2 separate regions of the Homo sapiens genome follow, and region 1 is linked to region 2. A link is a loop called in an ENCODE intact Hi-C map of the cell type or tissue named here. Cell type or tissue: heart right ventricle. All regions are shown on one strand. Links, peaks and the distances in the headings refer to the core of each region. The heading gives the core; the rest is flanking DNA. Region 1 overlaps ZBTB20 (zinc finger and BTB domain containing 20). Region 2 overlaps ZBTB20 (zinc finger and BTB domain containing 20).

The links. Peaks named below come from ENCODE experiments on the same cell type or tissue, not always from the same donor. Only the 100,000 strongest peaks of a DNase experiment are listed, where the experiment ranks them.
Region 1: a loop joins it to region 2, with 1.9 times the contacts of the local background. A loop is called at or near these places in 13 of 110 quality-filtered maps.

What each region holds. Positions count from the first base shown.
Region 1 is chr3:114,389,536-114,399,618 of GRCh38, reverse strand. All of the region lies in intron 7 of ZBTB20 (zinc finger and BTB domain containing 20), which reads left to right. Among named protein-coding and RNA genes, the nearest start is that of ZBTB20-AS1, 43 kb to the right of the region's middle. In heart right ventricle, for the core only: no CTCF peak of the experiment used is centred there; no DNase peak of the experiment used is centred there; H3K27ac peaks cover 1,275 bases.
Region 2 is chr3:114,578,936-114,589,018 of GRCh38, reverse strand. The region is part of intron 6 of ZBTB20 (zinc finger and BTB domain containing 20); the gene reads left to right. Among named protein-coding and RNA genes, the nearest start is that of ZBTB20-AS5, 130 kb to the right of the region's middle. In heart right ventricle, for the core only: a CTCF peak has its summit at 3,828 (motif pointing right); a DNase peak (open chromatin) is centred at 3,880; H3K4me3 peaks cover 757 bases; H3K27ac peaks cover 2,500 bases.

The DNA of each region.
Region 1 (10,083 bases), core at 3,294-5,793, 190 kb after region 2:
AGAAAGACAATTCTTAAGTATTGACATGACAGGAAAACATCTAGGCCATTTAGCTTCACCCACCCAATAATCTCCTGCAATAAAAATTCCAATTTAAAAAATACTTATTATTGATTACTACTAATAACCAACACTCTGATACACTGTTACGAATTTTAACTGAAGACGGACACAGAATTTTATATTTATGAAATTTTACCATTATCCTTCTATTTCACATGTTAAATAATACAAGCTATACCTATTTTAAGGTAAACACAAGTAAACATTCTTATTTATAAAATAGCTTTTTATTAAATTTTTTGTTTGTATACCGCTTTATATCCAGGAAGGTAGCAAAATACTCCACAGGTTATACTCTAATAAAATGCACTTTCTCTTCTGCTAAAATATGAAATTGCTGCAGTTTTAAGAAAGAAAGCTATACTTTTCTCTCTCACATAATAAAACTCCCTGACTAAGCATCAAGAGACCAAACTTCTAGTCGTAGGCCCACTAAAAATTCACTGTTAGGGAACCTGCTGAGTCCCAACTTCAGATAACATCTAATCTGAAAAACTCAGGGCCCCTTAACATCTAGTTATTACACACTAGCCCGAGACAACCTGCCCTGCGCTGTTGTATGTTGTGTCAATAAAAGAGCTTTATGGGAAAGATGGAATTCATTATTTGGGGTTTTATGTTGTGCCAGTCGTTGCCAAGCTGCCTTGAATTCACCAATGTATTGTGTCTCCAGACTGATTCAAAGAGATAGAATTTGGAATGTGACTAGAAGGCAGTAGCAGATTCTGTAAATAGTTGCTACACATTCTGTATACCAGGCACAATAGCACACAGTGGAACCTCAGACAATACTTACCCTGACTTCCTTAAGTAGGAAAATATCCTTTTTCTTTTCATCAAGTTACCATGATTTAATGATTATGAATGGTAATTTTACCATTGGTATATTCCAGTGATTCCTTTCATGGATCACTTGATGTTCCTAGATTATTTTAATCTTATCGCCATTTGGTGTTAACTAATGCAAATTCTTACTTTCACCTAAGAACGGAGCTGCCTTTGCTCTTCTGTATCTAGCCTTTATCCACATCCTTAGACACACATGGTATCATTTTCAGGGCAATGGCAGTGATGGCGGGTAGTGTTTCTTCCCAATATTGTGATGGAACATTTCACCTGGGCTGTTAGCATCTTAAACTATTCCAATAGCTACAGAAATTGGGTTTTAAACCATCATGTCTTAATGCCATCCATTTCTGTTTATATTAACCGATGACATGGTTATAACATCCTACTGTGCTCAAAAAGCTGGGGTCTCTGTAGTGTATAAAACAAGGTTCCTACCCAAGAGGATGTACACCCTCGCTAATAATATAGCAAACAGGCAGTAAACCATAACCATTTATTGAAGTACTTAAAAAGTGGCAGAAAACATTATGGGCTAAAGCAGTCTTCACAAGGGAAAATTTCATAAAGGATACATTTTTATATATGGACCCTGAAGGAGAAAAAAGTCCTATATAATTTTTTGAAAGGTGATAAAGGTATTCCAAGCAGCCAAACTGGTATATACAGTAGCTCAGAGATAGAAATGTGCTTAGTCTTTCTGACACCCTATAAGTTAACCAGTTTAGACCATGTGGAGTATTAATGGAAAGGAAATCTGAGAGGACTCATTTGATAGGGAGTCAGTGAATTTCCGAGCCCAGGCTTAAGAGTTTGGAACCAGGGGAATCCCTTAAAGCATCTTTTCCCGAAGCATATTCTGAGGTTAAATAAGTGTTCCATTAAAAAGGGGGATGGGGGAGTCTGTAATCCGGTAAGCCTGGACAAAGATTAGGCTTCCAGCACCTTAATATCCTGTGTACACTTGCGAGTTTGAAAATAGAATATATAGTTTTCAGTGTTTCCTAAACTTACTTGACTGAGGAACTTTTTTTGAGATGCATCTTGAAGTTCCAGTATGAAACACACTTTAAGATACACCATCTGAAAAGATTTTTGAAGGGCAGGAGTTGAATGCGGGACAAAAAAAAAAAAGGTATGTGGTGATGATTAATCTAGTACTATTAGAAATTGATATGCTATCAGCTACAGAGAAAGTATCCCTGATGAAACCAAAGGAAGATAAAGAGAAGTAGAGAGAATAACCTTCAAGATACGAAGGGAACATGGGAAAAGATATATCCTGAGGAAATAAAATAATGAAAATTCAGAGATATTAGAGGAGATGAGAGCTAATAAGCTTACCACACTGCATGGTGTAGATCCTTTTATTAAACTAGGATGCTAGCTCATCAACTGAAAAAGAGAATGGGACTTCATAAAGGAGAACAAACTAAGAAAAACTGCCATAGGTTGTACCTGGAAACAGTGGGCAGGAGCATAGGTCCAGGTAGCATGCATGTGTAGCCTTTTGTTCTGAGAGTGGGAGCAAATGGAGAATGGTGATACAGATTCACAGTTGATGAATGTAAAAGGAGGCACTGCACATAGAAAGTTAGAAAAGGAAGGAAATCTGCATGGTTACTGAGGACAGTGTTGAAATGGTTGATCATGGGGCAAGATCAAACTGGACAAATACATCTGGTAAGGCCAACTGGGGCCTACTAATGAACCAGCTGAAAACAATAGGTTCCTTGGGCTTCTGGGAAAGTGAGTTCAATAGCTGGGTGTGGAACATCTGATGTCAAATGTGAGGCCTCAAAAGAGTAATTTAGAAGGAGTATGAGAGCTAAGAAAAGGGGTGATAAAGTCTGTTGAAAAGAAGTGTTAATGAGTTTTTGGATTAAATTATTAATACAGGGAGGGAAAACATAAATCAAGTGTAGAAGGTTTTGAGAAATTTCAAGAAATATTCAAGAAGACATGAGAGAGCCATGAAGAAGAATCTAGCCTAAGCCAATGGTGGGGATCACAAATGAAGAGGAGTGGAATGAAGGCAGATCAGTGGTTTGGTGATTGTGAGCCTGGTATAGGTTAAGCTCTAGAACATGTGGTTAGAACCTGGCCCTTAACTCTGCTTTGCTACCCTCTGCCTTCATGACTGATGACCAATAACTGTACCTTTCCTGAGTATCAGTTTCACCTCCTTCGTCTATAAAATGGGAATATAATTCCCAACTTCAAAGAGTAATTGTAAGAAAATAAAGTTATCTGTGAAAAGGCTCAATGCCTGCCACACGGTAAGCATTTAGTCAGTAATAGCCAAAGTTACTATTGAAGTGATGGGAGCAGGAAGAGGGAAATGATGTTCACTTTGGGAACAGTGACAGAGTGTGTTATCTGGAGTAATGCCACTGTGATGTTTCTCTGTACCTTTTTTTCCATTTACCACAAACTATAATGGTTAATTCAGAACACATACTCACTGTAAGAGGTAAGGTATAGGAAACTCTGATAATACCAAATAAAATGCTGTGTCATAAATCATGCTCATGTTAGAATTCTCATTACAAAGTTTAAAACGATCTTATTAACATGACCTGTGGCAGGCTTTCTGGATAAGAAGGTTCCAGTATCCGGTGACATAATAGAGGGGTTCCCATCACCAGGCCAGATTCATTAATACCAGAAATTCATGATTGTGTGTGTGGGTGTGTGGGTGTGTGTGTTTACATGTACTCTGATCCAAAAGATCTCTTATTTTAAACAAGAATCAACTGTATCTGATAATGCTAACGCTCATGGCATGGGATGTGCAACTTATATTAACAGAGTTTATGAACTGTCAAAGAGGAATCAAGAGGTCTCTATGGAGAAAATTAACATAGATTTAATGTGACAAACAGTGGGATTGTGATTCCACCTTGTGTTGGCAGGGCCATCCCAGGGGTCTTCAAGCCATCAGAGGTGTTTCTTATGGACATGGGTATTAACTAGTGGTTAATTAAGGAACTAAAACCTAAAAAGTAAAATAGTTATCACAGCATCAGTAAGCTGACGATGGTGTTCCTGATTAGTTTATCTGGCCGTGATGTCTTTGGTGCCTTATTCATTAAATGGTTTTCTCACCACTTTCCAGAGAGGTGGGGCTGGTGACGTAGACTTGGGAATTTGTTTCGGGTAATTAGCTAAAAAGTTAAAAGTCAAATAGACTTCCTTAACATGTTTAATGGTTTAACAGGTTGATGAGCTACTTAATTCCCACATCTTCCTTCTCAGGGGACTATTAGAGTTTTAAGGGACCTTAAAAATCATAAAACCAACCTCCTCTTTTTGCAGATAGAAAAGCTGAGCCACCTAGAGGTTAAATGTCTCATCGGAGGTCATCAGCTAGTCCTGATTTTGCTTTCTCTTTTCTTATCTTACACTTTCTAACTCTTTTTTTTCTAACATTGTATTCCCCACAATGACCTCTCTGCTAAATATTTCTTAGATGTATCCTTTTTATGAAATTTGCTGTGCCTCAAATTATGATAGTGGGCCTTTGCCAATTAGTAACCCGTCCCCACTAACTCACCACTACATTTGGGGCAAAGAAACGAGGGAAGTGGAACAATTTTAAATTTACTATGATCTTTGAGACAGCTTTATCTTCACCTGGGAATTGCTGTTAGACAATTAAGGTTAGTAAAGCTCATTGAATTTCTCAGAGGGAAGGTGTTATTTGAATTATTACCAGATAATTATTGTTAAAAATAACAATAATGTAAAAAAATAGGAACTTTACATGTTAGAGACATTATCATTTTGAATTTCCAGAGAGAGGGGAAAACCCTTGGGGATCTAAAAACAATTTTTTGACAGTGTGCTCTATGCTAAGAACTCCTTGAATTCTGTGTAATGCCTGATGACCTGACAAACTGGCCTAGAATCAGAAGCCAGTCGGCTGGCTGTGTGAACTGTTAGCCAAGTTATTTGGCTTGAACTGCTCCTTCAAAAACAACCCTAGTAGAAAGGAGAGTGTCAGAAATAAGACCTGTGGTCCCAGACCAGTAGCATCAGCATCACCTGGGAGCTTCTCAGAAATGCAGGATCACAAGCTCCACCCCAGACATGCTGAATCAGAAGCCCTGGGTGATTCGTTTGTTCATTAGAGTTTGAGAAGACTGTTAGAGGACATTCTCATCTGCAATTAGAAAGGAGGAGGGAAGGGACTATACTTATTGGCAGTTTCTGAAATAGTTCCTTCTCCTGGAGTCTGTGCTCCCAGATCTTTCCAGTGGCTCTGAACCATCGTGGAAATAAGCATCTTCCTTGTACTGTGATCACAGCGGGAACTAGAAATGTGTCCCGTGTCCATGCTGCATTGGAACAGTTGTTATATAGTGAAAAGAGTACAGATTTAGACTCAGAGAGATCTGGGTTTGGATTCTGGCCTCACTATCCAGTAGCTTTCTAAACTTCGACCTGTTACGTAAGCCCATTAAGTCTCACTTTTCCTTATCTGTAAAATGGGTATACTAAAACATACACCATAGCATTGCTATGAGGGTTAAACAAGAACATACTCATTTATAAAAATGCCTGGTGCAGTCCCTGATAAAATTTAGACATCCAATAAATGCTAGCTGTTATTGTTACTATTACCTTTCTTGTAAACTTTAATCATGAACCCCCCATCTATAATTTTAGAACGATGTGGTGTGATTTCCTAGGACTGGGACAGGCCATACTCAAAGTAGACATCTGCAGAAAGTTCCTTACATTGATATGTGGCAGTGTATTTCATAACAGCTCTGCTCTCTAAGGGCTTCCAAGACAGATCTGCAGAAACGCCAACAATGAAACGGGCTGTAGAGAAGTGACCTACTGTCTGTTCGCCTCTGACACCATCAAGAAACTTGCCAGCTGGGTTCCAAGAGCAGATTCTTTATTACAGTGATGATGTAAGAAGCAGAGACAACAGCTGGATTTTCAGGTTCTAGGGAGAATTTGTGGCATCAGCAGCCCCTCAAAATTATCTTTTGACTTAAAAACCGAGTACACTGGATATGAAAGTCATTAAAAGAGAATAAATGTGAAACCCCATGAAGTCATTCTCACCGAATCTTTTTTAGAGTGTAACCACCCTTTAAGCAATAAAACATGACACACCATGCAGTGGTTCTGATTAATAGACGCTCAGGTGTGTACTAAGGCAAAAGGGGAAAGAAGATGGAGCTAGGTGACACTTTGCCAAAAATGAAAGTAAGATTATAGCAGCAGGATGTGGGACTGAGAAAGAAGGATTTAATTAAAGGACAGACATACTATGGTTGTATTAATTATAAAATGCACAATGTAAATCAGATTTTAGATATATTTAAAATGTACATTTATATAATTACACAAAGGATTTGTAAATTTGCCAGATAATTTTTCACTGCAATGTACTATTGATGAGTGATTTCCTTTATGATTTTAATGTAGTTGCCAGGGGGCAAAAGGAGAAGTAAGTTCTATCTGGTGAAGTGTCAATAATCTGTCCAGCCTTATGATGGGTTAGAAAGAACAATGAAGAGCTCTTGAGCCCATTTTGCTGTTTGTGTGGCTGCTGGGGTGATGCTATTTAATGGATGTCTCAATGCGTAGCATGGCTCCACCATACTGGCCAAAAAGAGTTTGATTAATGCTACCTACCAAGGTTTTCCTCTGGTGAGTAACAGTGAGTCAAGCGCTCACCTGGGAGATGCAGATGAGGTCTTGTAGTATTGGAGCTAACATTTAAGAGCTGAGCTTTTCTGGCCAAGTAATAATTACTGAGATTCCCTGGAAAAGTCTGTTTTCCTCACCTAGGTAAACACTATTATCCCCACAGCATGTTTTGTTGGGCTTTTCATCTTTGGGTGAGAGAAAATGATTCTGTTTGAGGATAAGGATAGAGAAGAGAAACAACTAATGTTTCCTCTACTACAAGAGAAGAACAAGGCAAGAAAATTTGAACAGACTCAGAGGCAATTGTCTATGCATTTCTACAAGTAAATTAGTAATATAAGGAAAGAAAAACAAGTAAACATTTAAACAAACCTAGAGAATGAGTACTAGGCTAAGCTAGGTGGAAAAAGAAGTGTTAATGTGGCATAATAGCAGATTGCCAATAGTTTGTTTCTACAAAGTAATGAATTTAACCACGGAATTACTGCATGTTTTCACCAAGAACTCCAGCTGAACACACAGCTTTTCCAAAGCATGAGAAATTTCTTTATTCTTATTTTCAGCCTGAGTTTATCACCCCAGTGGTATTTTTAACATTTTATTTGTTTTTAATTTTTGTGGGTACATAGTAGGTGTATATATTTCTGGGGTACATGAGATGTTTTGATATAGGCATGCCGTGTGAAATAATCCCATCATGGAGAACGGGGCATATATCCTCTTAAGCATTTATCTTTTGTGTTACAAACAATCCAATTACCCTCTTTTAGTTATTTTAAAATGTACGATTAAGTTATTATTGACTATAGTCACTCTGTTGTGCTATCAAATAGTAGGTCGTATTCATTCTTTCTATTTTTTGTACCCATTAACCATCCGCACCTCCTCCCCAGTGGTGTTGACAGTATTGTCATAATTATTTCTGCTGGTAATGTTAGAAAACTTTGCTTCCTTGTTTTTTAAATCCACCCTCATTTTTTAGACAACATTTAACTATAAAACATATTTATTAGTTCGGTTTGTTGAAGCAAATAAATGAAGCAAATTTGTTATATTTTGGAACACAATATATTTTTGCAGGTTACACACCCCAACCTCCCTCTCTCTGGTCTTGTCATTACTGATGATCTGTTGGGCCTATTGGTGCCAAGTAAGCACTGATAAATATTAGTCTGTGGCCTTTTATGTCTGTTATCCTTGCCCAGCCACTAACAAGGATGCGACCTTGAGCAAGTCAGTTCCCTTCATCTCTTCGTCTGAAAAATGAGGGGGTTGAAGCAGATGAGCTTTTAGGTCTTTTCAATTTAGTCCCCGTTTCTATGACTCAAGGCAAGAGGGTTTATTCTTTTTAAATTCAGTTCAGCAGATTATCAGCCTAGTGCAAACTTAACGTGCAAGAAGTCATGGCCCACTATAGGGTACTCAGAGTAAAAATTGTCTCAGCTTTCAAAGGGCTTATGAAGAAGGAAGACAAATTACACAAATAACCATTCTAATTGGTAGAATATGCAAAGGGAGTAGTACAGAATGTGCTAATAATATTTAAGAAGGGCACTCTCCTTTGTGAAATGCTTCATAAATGAGGTGGCATTTGGATGGCCCTTGAAGAAGCTACATGTAGACATTGAAAGAAAGGAAGAAATACCATGAACATGGTAGGAAAGAGTAGGACTTTGCTGGAGCGTAGAATGGAGTGTAGAGATAAGAGTGAGAAACTAGATTGGGCTACATTGTAGCAGCTTTGAATACCAAACTGAGAAGTTTGAATTTAATCCAATAAGCAAGGAGGACTGTAAGCAAAGAAGTGATATGTTTAGAAGGGCACTTTAGAAAAATTAATGTAATGTTTGTGTGAAGGATGGACAAGAGGTAAAGAAAAACTGGAAAAGTGAAACCAGTCAGGAGCTTTTCATAGATGTCCTCACAGTAGGTAGCAAAGGGAGAAATAGGGGCTGGTATAGAAAACAGGTATTGATTCAGGAATCACAATCAGAGTAGAATCTACAGGATTGGGTAGCTAATTGGATATAGGAAGAAAAAAAAAACGGAAGAATTGAAGATGACTCCCCAGCTGTAGGCCCACGTAACTGGATGAAGAGAATACCAATGGCAGGAAATGGGACGTCTAGAGAAGGAACAGATTTTAAAGGAAAGACAATGAATTAAGTTCTAAACTTTCTGAATTAGAAAAGCCTGTGTAGTATTTGATGGCGATGTGAACTTCTCAAAGTTAGAGACCCTGTTGTATTCATCCAGGTGCCTCATAGATGCTATATAAACACTGAATGAATGGACAAAGGAACGAATGAACCAATAACCAGCTGTTATTTAGAATGTGGGTGTGCAGCTCTGTAGAAAAGCTAGAACTAAAGATAGCAATGTGGATGCTCTCCATGGAGAAGTGATTGTTGAGGTCAGGGAGGACTGGGGTAGACAAAGCCTGAGGAGAGGATCTAGAGGAATGTCTACATTTAGAGAACAGAAGAAAGAAAATAAGCCAGTGAAGAAGGCAGAATAGCAGACTGAGGTATAGGGGAAAAAATAGGGTAATTCGGTGTCCTCAGGGTTAGAGCCTATGGAAGAAAATGGAGCCTTTGCAGTGAAGGACAGAGGGAATGCTCAGAACATGCCCAGATCAATGGGTGTCACTAGAATACATTAAGAACTAAGCAATAAAGAGAGAGACTGAAATGAAATCAAGAATATCAGAAATGTGGTAAAAGTACACAATGGAACACTATTCAGCCTTCAAAAAGAAGGAAATCTTGTCATTTGCAAGAACATGGATGAATCTAGAGGTCATCCATGATATATGGGGAAAAAATAGGCTTTTTTTTGTACTAGAAAAGCCAGGCACAGAAAAACAAATACCACGTGACCTCACTTATATGGGGAATCTATAAAAGCTTAATTTATAGAAGCAAAAATTAGAATGGTGGCTGCCAGACGCTGAGGAGACATCAGTCAAAGGACACAAAATTTCGGTTAGACAGGAGGAATAACTCCAGAGATGTACTGTACATCCTCATGACTATCGTTAATAAGAATGTAGTATATATTGAAAATTACTGAGAGTAGGTTTTACGTGTTCTCACCATGAAAAAGTGATAAATACATGAGGTAATTCTTTTTTTTTTTTTTTTTTTTTTGAGATGGACTCTTGCTCTGTTGCCAGGCTGGAGTGCAGTGGTGCAATCTCGGCTCACTGCAACCTCCGCCTCCCGGGTTCAAGCGATTCCCCTGCCTCAGCCTCCTGAGTAGCTGGGACTACAGGCGTGCGCCATCACGCCTGGCTAATTTTTTTGCATTTTAGTAGAGACGGGGTTTCACTGTGTTGGCTGGGATGGTCTCGATCTCCTGACCTCGTGATCCTCACACCTCGGCCTCCCAAAGTGCTGGGATTACAGGTGTGAGCCAGCACACCCAGCCGGTAATGCATATTTTAATTAGTTTGATTTAGCCATTCCACAATGTATACATGTATCAAAACATGTTTTATAC
Region 2 (10,083 bases), core at 2,525-5,024:
ATGAGATCTGATGGTTTTATAAGGGGCTTTTCCCCCTTTGCTCAGCACTCATTCTCTCTCCTGTTGCCCGGTGAAGAGGTGCCTTCTGCTATGATTGTAAGTTTCCTGAGGCTTCCCCAGCCATGCGAAACTGAGTCATATAAACTTCTTTTCTTTATAAATTACCCAGTCTTGGGTATTTCTTCATAGCAGCATGAGAACAGACTAATATGGATTAAGATTCAGCATAAGGAAGAACAGAACAGAAAGAAGTATCCTACAGTGGAGAGTTCCGTGCCCTGGTGGTATGCAGCAGAGACTGAATGATCACTGTGAGCACCAGATTAAGACCCAGACCATGGGTTGTTTAATGTTCTTTACCATATTTTTGCCCTGGGATCTTAGGATTCTTCAGGCATGGGGATTTTTCAGTAGCTATTAAGAATTCTGTGTTTGGGAGACATCAAGAAGTTAAAAAAAATTGGAAATACTATAAGAAAAAATTTTACATAAGCTAAAACCACTCTTGTGACCCACTCTGAGCATACACTAAAAGAGACCAGGGAATATAATGCAGATCTCACTGAGTTTATTATTTGCCACCCATCAAGGAAAGGAGCCATTCCACACATAATGTTCAGGAGACATTCCTCACTCAGGTTTCCACTGGTTGGACACATATTCATTTTAAGACTGAGTAACTGCAAATGCTTGCTTACCAGCTTGATTTGCATAGCTCTGAGTTACATACGAATGGGACTCATGGCAAAGCTATCATTAAAGAGAAACAAAGCAGAAGACCGAACAAAGGATACATTCTGTGCAAAGTTTGAAGTTGAGACTGTTTCAGTGATCCTTGTCATGGTAAGAAAGCTGTCCGCCCCTTCCCCCACCTAAAACAGAATAGCAGACAAGTGACAAAAGAAGGCCCCCTGGAAGTAATATGGGAGCAAAGAGTAGGATGAACTAAAGGCTATACACATGAAGAGAGAGAAAGGAATTGTCATGGACACAAGGAGATGCCGCCAAACACCCTCCATTCATAGCACGGAGATATGTGATTAGGTTAGAATCACTTACCTCTTCCCCAGTGCATTAAAGTAGGAATAGGTCAGGCCTGGAGAAAGGAATGACATCTTGATGAAACTCAGCTTTCTCAGAGGCCTAACAAGGATGGCAATACAGATAGAGCTAGAATCTTCTCACTGGCCCTTTTGTATCAAATTAGTGAATTCCTGTATTTCCAGACTGAAATGTTTTCCAGTAAGCAAGAGAGAAAAGGCTTCTGGAGGCAGTGGAAATGACTTTCGTTCTTCTATGGTTAAGAGTACATGGGCTTTGGAACAATGGAAAACTGGTTTCAAATCTCTGCAGCTTACATATTTATGGTGTGAAGTACTTAACTCCCTACATTTTAGTTCTCACATCTGAAAAAATATTGAGCATGCATATGCCATAGAATTATTGTAATGATTAAATTACACATGTAAATTGTATAATACACATAGTGTCTGGCACAGGATCATTCACAATAAAATTTTTATTCAATGAGTACTATTATCGCTTTCTGTAACATTCTCTAGTAGCCCTTTCTAAGCTCTGCTTCACTTTACATCATTACTTTTGTCTAGTCCTTGACATTCCACCTGTTCCGGCTTTGACTTGCTTCCCCAGATAGTGTACATCTGTGTCTGCTTCAAAGCCTCATTCTGTTATGTTCTTTAAGAGTTATACCTAGAATTGGGCCAGGCACGGTGGCTCACACCTGTAATCCCAGCACTTTGAGAGGCCGAGGTGGGCAGATCACCTGTAGTCAGGAGTTCGAGACCAGCCTGTCCAACATGGTGAAACCCCGTCTCTACTAAAAATACAAAAATTAGCCGGGTGTGGTGGTGGGTGCCTGTAGTCCCAGCTGCTCAGGAGGCTGAGGCAGGAGAATCGCTTGAACCCGGGAGATGGAGGTTGCCGTGAGCCAAGATCACACCATTGCACTCCAGCCTGGGTGACAAGAGTGAGACTTCATCTCAAAAAAAAAAAAAAAAAAAAAAAAGGGAGTTATACCTAGAGTTATGTATAAATTCAGTACCAACAATGGGCAAAAATGTAAAATTGTAGAAAGAATAAATGATGTTTAGAGAGTATCATTCTTGTTCTTGAGTCTGAAGGCACTCTTCATCTTTTGTAATATTGACCCTGAGACCATTTATGTCAGATGGAAAGGAACATGTGCTGTTATTTTCTACCTTCGTCCCAGGAGGTTAAAATGACTTGAAGAAACTCAGCAACTTCAGGTGAAGGACCTAATGAGAGGATCTTGAATTCTTGATCTCAAATCTGCCAGGGTCTCCATTCACTATTAAAAAGTCAGCCTAGTGAGGATGGCCCTAGTTATTAATTTGATATTATATTACTTTATTTTACCACAGTTAAAATGTTCTCTGGATTAGTATTGACCCTATAGTTACCCACAAGGTATAGAGAGAAGTCAGTGGAAATTCTCTTCTCAACAGCTAAAGTGGTCCTTGTCACCAAAACAGTCATATGCTAAATCACATGTCAGTGTGACATCGCCAGGCCTTAGCTTCTCAGGATCTACTTGTTACAAGTGAGTTTATGTGGCTTGAAGCATATGGCCTTGATATATGATCCCAGAGCAAAAGGGCAAGGTATTTCAAGCTGGCCATAATTTTATTGTCTCTCACAGGCTTGCTTTGTAGTCATTCCAATAAACTAGATGGGAAATTTTTGATGCTCCAAGCTATCCAGTCTTCAGGACTTCATTTCATGATTCAGAGTCCAGCTAAACAACTCAAGAGTGCTTTTGTGTGACACTGACCACAGGAACAAATAATTGCTTAGTAATTCTCTTTGAGGTAGAAAATTCTAAACATGGAGGAACCATTTCCCCTTAATGGGAGCCAGAAATCCTCTAAGTGCTTGAAATGGCATTCACAAGTCTGAATGGTAAACAGATAAAAACAGGAGCGCACCAGTTGCACAAATGACTTGCTTGTCACAAACTTGTCATTGCAGTAATCTAACATTTCTTTCACAGAGCCCGATGGAAAGTATGGAACAAACAGGCCCTGCTGACGTTTTGGCTCTGCTAAGCCTTCCTCCGAGCTAAAGCATCTGCAGCATCTTCCTGTTCTAGACCCTTTATCTGCTGAAGTTAGCTGATACTGTACATGTCAGAGAAATGTTTGACTATTGCATTAACAAGTTGATGACAAGCAAGTTATTCCTGCAACTGAAATACTGCTGCTTTTAGCAGGCTGCCATTTTGACCTTCATTTTATTATGCAGAAGAACCCTAACAGAGCAGAGCACTGGGGAGAAACCAGTGTGGTTGCCCCAGGCCCATACAAAGACCACCTGCCTAGGGATTAGGTATAGTGGTACAGGGGGCATACCAGGCAGGTCCATTAGAAGTATGGAAGGGATTCCTTGTAAAACATAAATGTGAATACATTAGACGGTTTCAAAGATTGTTCTTGCAGGGGTAAAATGAACTGCACAGAAATAGATTTCTTCCTGCATCCTCTGAACCCCACACACATGTGCACATACGGCTGTGTATGCTTTATAGAATGATATGAGATGGGAAACTTAAATGAAAATTGTATATACCAGCTCTACACATAGTTTTTGTCAATTGTTGGAGTTCCTGTCATCAGTAGCTTCCCTTAACCTCCTCCTCACTCAGCATAATATCTGGAGTTATCTAAACCTAATCAGACCCATGCTCTTGTCCCCTCAAGAGCACTGTTATCTCCATTAGCCTCCTCATAGAAAATTTAAGCAGCCCTCTCTAGGACATCACCAGTTCATTTCCAACCTCAGCTGCCAGCAGGGAGTACTCCTACACTGTGTAACTTCAGCCTCTCGCCGTTCTGTTTGAGGAAACTTCCTCCCCTCAGGGACCCACACTTGGGGTTCCTCGAGTGTGTAGTCCAGAGGGTCCCAGCCTTTAACAGGAGCCTTGCCTGTAAGAGAAGCCTTGCCTATTGCCCCCTATGGTGTTTTGCCTTTGTTGATGCCATAGGTATATCAGCACTTGGAACAACAGAGAGTTTGCCCTAAGACTTTGGCCTTTTCATAAAACTGAGCTGCTCTTATTCACCAAGGTGTCAGCTGCCTTGTATTCTTTCTAGACGCTTCAGGTCTGTTAAGGGTACACTGATAGTGTTTTGTCTGATTTAAATATTGACGCAAAAAACTTGCATTCTCGTACTTATTTTCTGGCTGGTGCCCCAGGTACTTTCATTTTCAAAAGTTCTGTGTAAAAATGATAATCATTGTCCATCCATGAGAACCACATTTCTTGCCAAAGTGGTGATGAGGCTTAACTTTCTTTTAGACTTGGCAAATTGCACACATTACTGTCTCCAGGGTGAAATGTTTTACTCCCATCCCAAATATCTCTTGATGTAATCTATACCTTAGCTTTGTGGAACAACTACCTCAGAGGACAGGTGGGAAGGGTGTGAGAAGAGAGCCTTTTTTTTTTTTTAACAGAGTTAGGGATATTGTCCCTGGAAAAAGAGGTGAAGATAGTTTGAGGCAGCATTTAAAGTTTCTGCAAAAGGAAATACGTGAATGAACAATTTGAATTGTAAATGGAATTTCATCAGCTTTTTCTTTCTAAAGTTCCTAATAGGATTTCCATAATGATTTTGTGTTTTCCTTCTTAGTAGAACTTAAATGGCAAATAAATGATACACTATTTTTGATTTAGAAAAAAATAAAAATCTTTTCTGTGGGAGCTCTCTTTTTAAATACACATTAGGGGATAGATAATGGCAAACAAAAAAAAGTCTTTCTTCCTATTCAGATGGATAGCTATCAGTGTGTGTATGTCTTTTTAATATTTATTTATTTGCTTATTTGATCATTTATTTGTCTATTTATTGTAAGGAAATTAACAAAGGAAAGAAGAAAAACACCTCATGATAAATTAATCTCATTAGATACGTAGAATTTTAGGGCTAGAAAGGAGTTTGATGATCAAGCTATGACTTTATATCACACTCACTTTAGAAATGTGAATGTATGTGAATTTTGAGACCCAAAGATGTTTAATCAGATGAACCAAGATGCGCAATAGGATTGTGGCAGAGCTCGGCCTAAAACTTTCATTTCAGGCAATACTCCCTCAGAGATTACATTACATTTTTTAAAGCTTTATTTTAAACAAAGACAGTCTCATTTTAATAATTTGCACTGATGTGCTTAAATCTAATAGAACATTTGCTATTATAGTAACTGAGACCTCACATTGGTTACACCAACTAAGGAATATACATTTCAACAGTTTGAAGACATTTCTTTCTAAGCCGTTTCTTATTTGCATAGGGTAAGGAACCTTAGTTAGTTCAATTAATTTTTATCTTTTGTAAGATTTCAAAGAAACACTTGCACCGTTCCTATTTACCTAAAAACATGTTTTTTAAATGAATCTGTTTCTTTAATAAGTATTCACTTAAGTAGGTCATACTGTAACGTTCTTGGTGATAAAAAATCTTTTATCAGGATAAAAGAAATCTTATTTTTATTCCCACTTTTAGCCATGTTTGAGTTGGTCCTTGTAATTGTTGGTTTCAACAAAACACTAAGTCAAAAAATCAATGTTTGTGTTTATTTTTGTTTAATACATGAGAAAAAAGTCCATTGATCTTTTTGCAGTTATGATACATAAATACTGTATTTTTCACTTATGCGAAACTTAATTTTTGAGGGTTTCCTTTTTGTTTCATTTCTCTGTTTCACATTTTTCAAACATCTGTACCATGGTTAGTGGTTAGAGTAGCAGTGGCTGGCACTTTTCTTCCACAATGTGAGAGAAAGAAAAGTGACTGGAATAAAACTTTGCTTTTCATATGGTTGACTTGAAATGCAGCATTGAAAAGGTATCATCTCTTTCTTTTCTGAAACCAGAGGTGAAACCCGCCAGCCAATAGCAGTACTGATACCAAATCACCTGTTGATTCTGTTAATTCATGTAAGTAAAGTCTGGCAATGCATGCCTCACTTCATCAACTGAAAAACCTAAATGGATGATCTTTGTGCATTGGCAGCATCTGTCTATATCAACAATATATCCCTCTGGTCACTCACTTAAGGAAGCCTGAGATTCTATAGTCAGTCAAGAAGTGAATGAAAACTTTTGCTTTTGATTCAACAAAATAATCACTTTGTAGGCATGTTTGGCTGTGAAGTGCTTACTAATATTGGGCTCTATTATCAGAGATAGTGAAGAGAAGATGACACTAGTGCTTTCCTTTACCTCGATTAATTCTAGTTAGGAAAATCTATGGTGTTTGCCTTATACATTTTCTAATGTAAAATATTTAAAACACAGGCTGGGCATGGTGGCTCACGCCTATAATCCCGGCACTTTAGGAGGCCAAAGTGGGCAGATCACTTGAGGTTAGGAGTTCGAGACCAGCCTGGCCAACATGGCAGAACCCTGTCTCTACTAAAAATACAAAAATTAGCCAGGCATGATGGCACGTGCCTGTAAGCTACTCGGGAGGCTGAGGCAGGAGAATTGCTTGTACCCAGGAGGCGGAGGTTGTAGTGGGCTGAGATGGCACCATTGCACTCCAGCCTGGTGGACAGAGTGAGACTCTGTCTTTAAAAAAAAAAAAAAATTAAAACACATGGAAGTATAAAGGATAATATGAAATACAAGAATCCAGAACCCAGGTTAAACGAAGTTTAATAATTTGGAACATTTGTTTCTGAACCTATTTTTTATTATTTTATTATAGGTTACATACAGTGAATTAGACAAATTAAGTGTATACCTTGATGAGTATACATGTGACAACACCCAACCCAAGGTGCAGAATATTTATAATACCTAAGAAGAATCCTTTGTATGTGCCCCTTGAAGGTGAAATTTTCCAAAGTTTTAACAAAAGGTAAAGAACAAGCAAAACCACTGTAACCTCTATCATCATGAATTAGTTTTACATAAGCTATATATTTTGGTTTATATGAAATGTATTCTTCTGTATGTATTACTAAAATTTATTTATCAATTCTCTCATTGTTGGACATTATTTTAATTGTTTCCCAATCACAAACAAGACCACAGTTAACATTTTTATAGACATATATACATAGAAGTAGAAATGCTAAACTTTAAGAAATATGCATTTTGAACTTTACTAGGTATTGTAAAACCTCCCTCCAATGTATTTGTACCAATTTATATTCTCAGTAACAATCTATGAGAGCTTCTCCACATGCTTCACAACATTTGTGATGGTCAGACTTTTTAAAATTTTTGTCAGTCTGATCGGAATTGAATAATATCTCATTAACTTTTTTTTTTTTTTTAGTTGTAAGCCATTGGGATTTTCTCTTCTGTGTTGCCTAATTTGCATCTTTTGTCCATCTTTCTGTTGGGTTATTTGTTGTGCTGTTGTTATTTTGGAAGAGTTTTGTTTGGCTTGATTTGGTTTTTGGTATTAGTTGTTGCTGTTGTTGTAATATTCTGGATTTTCATATTTTGGGCCATAGAGATTACAAAGATTTTTTCCCAATTTGTAGGTGCCCTTTTAACTGTGGCTTTAGTAGTATTTGTTTTTATAAAGCTTTTAATATTAACTCAACTAGGCTTATTGATATTTTCCTTCATAATTTGTGCTTTTATGTCATTTAAGAAATCCTTTCACATGCCAAGGTCATTTACCTTTCTGTATTTTCTTCTAACAGTTTTAAAGATTTCCCATTTACATTTAGATCTCTAATCCTTCTGGAATTATTTTTGGTTCTGGTACCCTACATGCACCCTATTTTATTCTTTTTCCATATGGATAACCCAGTTATCCCAGCATTATTTAAAAAATTAGTCATTCTTTATTAACTAATTTATAATGCCATCTTTTGCCTATATCAAATCTGTTTATATGATCTTTATTTGATCCGATGGACTGTTTTTCTATCCTTGTACTAACACCATAACCCTTAATTACCATAGCTTTATAATATTCTTTTTACTTGGTAAGATAAGTCTCTCTACCTTGTTCCTTTTTAAGATTCTTTTAGCTCCCTTGGTCTTTTGCTATTCAATATGAGTTTTAGGGCTAGTTGGTCAAGTTTGGCAAAAGTCTTGCTGAATTTTATTTGTAATTACATTAACATTAGAAAATAATCTGGGGAGAATTGACATTTTTATAATGTGTCTTGCTGCCCAGTGACATACTATATCCCTCTATTTGTGATCATCTTCATATCCTATAATCATGTTTTAAAATTTCCATCATAAATTTCTTGAACCTATTTTGTAAAATTGTTCCTCATATAACTTAGATTCTTACATTATTATATTCATATCTGTTTTCCATTTCATTGTTTATTGGTTATTATTGTTATATATTCAGCAACTTTGCTGAGCTCTCTTACTACTTTGAATAACTAAACTGGTAAATTCTCTTAAGTTTTCTACAGCAACATGTATGTCAGCAGTAAATAATGACAGTCATTCTCTTAAATTCTAATTCTTAAATGTTCAATTTTTTCCTGTCATATTGCATTACTAAACCTCAGTATAGTGTGAATAGGATAGTCACATTAAGAATATCTATTCTGTTTCTTATTTTAATGGAAATGTTTTAGAAACATAACATTTGCTTGGGATTTTGAGAAATCGAAATTATTGTATTAAGGAAGTTCTTAATATGTTCCTAAACTATTTATAGTTTACTAAGTGTTTTTAATCAGAAATACTAGTTAAATTTTATCTAATGCATTTTCTGCATCAATAATATGATAAAATTTTCCACTACTATGTTAATATTTTATAAGATATTAATACATTTCCTGATATTAAACAGTTCTTATATTCTTGGAAAAAATATTCTTGCTCTTGGTGTATTTTTTAATCTACTATTGAGTTTAATTTACTGACATGTAGTATGTTTACATGGGGAGATCAATCTTTAAATTTTATTTTCTTAACTGTTACTATAGAGTTTTGCTGTGACAATACTGGCCTCACAAAATAAGCTGAGTAACATTTCATTTTTTTCTATATCTTAAACAGTTTTCACATTATTGGGATTTTTTATTCTGAGTATTTGTCATCTGAACTTGGTAATTTTCATCAGTAGGTTGTAGGTAGGCAGACTTGAATATCAGAATAAACCAATAACCACAGAGGAAATTTCTGATTCTTCTCTAGTCAATTTTGGGAAGTTATTTTTTTTAAATACAGTTCACAGTTTATACTTCAATTTATTTGTACAAAGTTATTTATATATTCTTATGATTTTTAATTTTTTGTCCTTATGTTCCCCTCTTATTCCTAATATTTATTTGACCCTTCTGCTTTTTTTTATTAGACACTAGACATTTTTCTGTTTCATTTACTTCTTTACAAAAACTGGCTTTTGATTCTGCTTATCTACTTTATTATTTATTTGTAGTCTAAATCATTACTTTCTGCTTTTATCAGCATTAGCGTTATTTCATTCCTTCTTTTTTTTTATATTTTTAGGCCATTTTTCTTTTTCTAGATTCTTGAATTGAATTATTACCCTTTTACTTTCAATAATTTTTATTATCTTTAAAAATGAATTTCAGACTCTAAATTTTTCTCCTGGTTTCTCATTAGGTGCATACCATGTTTTGATACGTAGTTTTGTTCAATTTTAAATATTTCATAATATCTGTTTTATTTTTAGCCCTTGAGGTATTTAGAAGGGTATGCTTTTACTTTGTAAACATATTTGCTCTATTTTTATTATTTATTTCTGAATTTAAACGCATTAAAATAAAATGATGTGTTTTATGTGGTTTTAATTGAAAAACTTTTTTTAGCTTATTTTGTGATTTTATCTGGTACATGGATTTTACTTCTGGCTTGAAATCTGTAGGTGGTTTATCTGTTTCTTTAGCACTAATTCTAAAATTCTTTTGTGTATACTGAACTGTGTATTTTTCTAAGAAAATATAAAATCGACCTTTTAGTATTTCTGACCTTCTTCTTAGTATAAAAAAGGTGGTTAACATAGCATCTTTTAATTACCTATTAAGTATCAATCTTGTTACTATAATTGTGTATGAAGTTTTAGTTTTACCTATTTGTTTTTA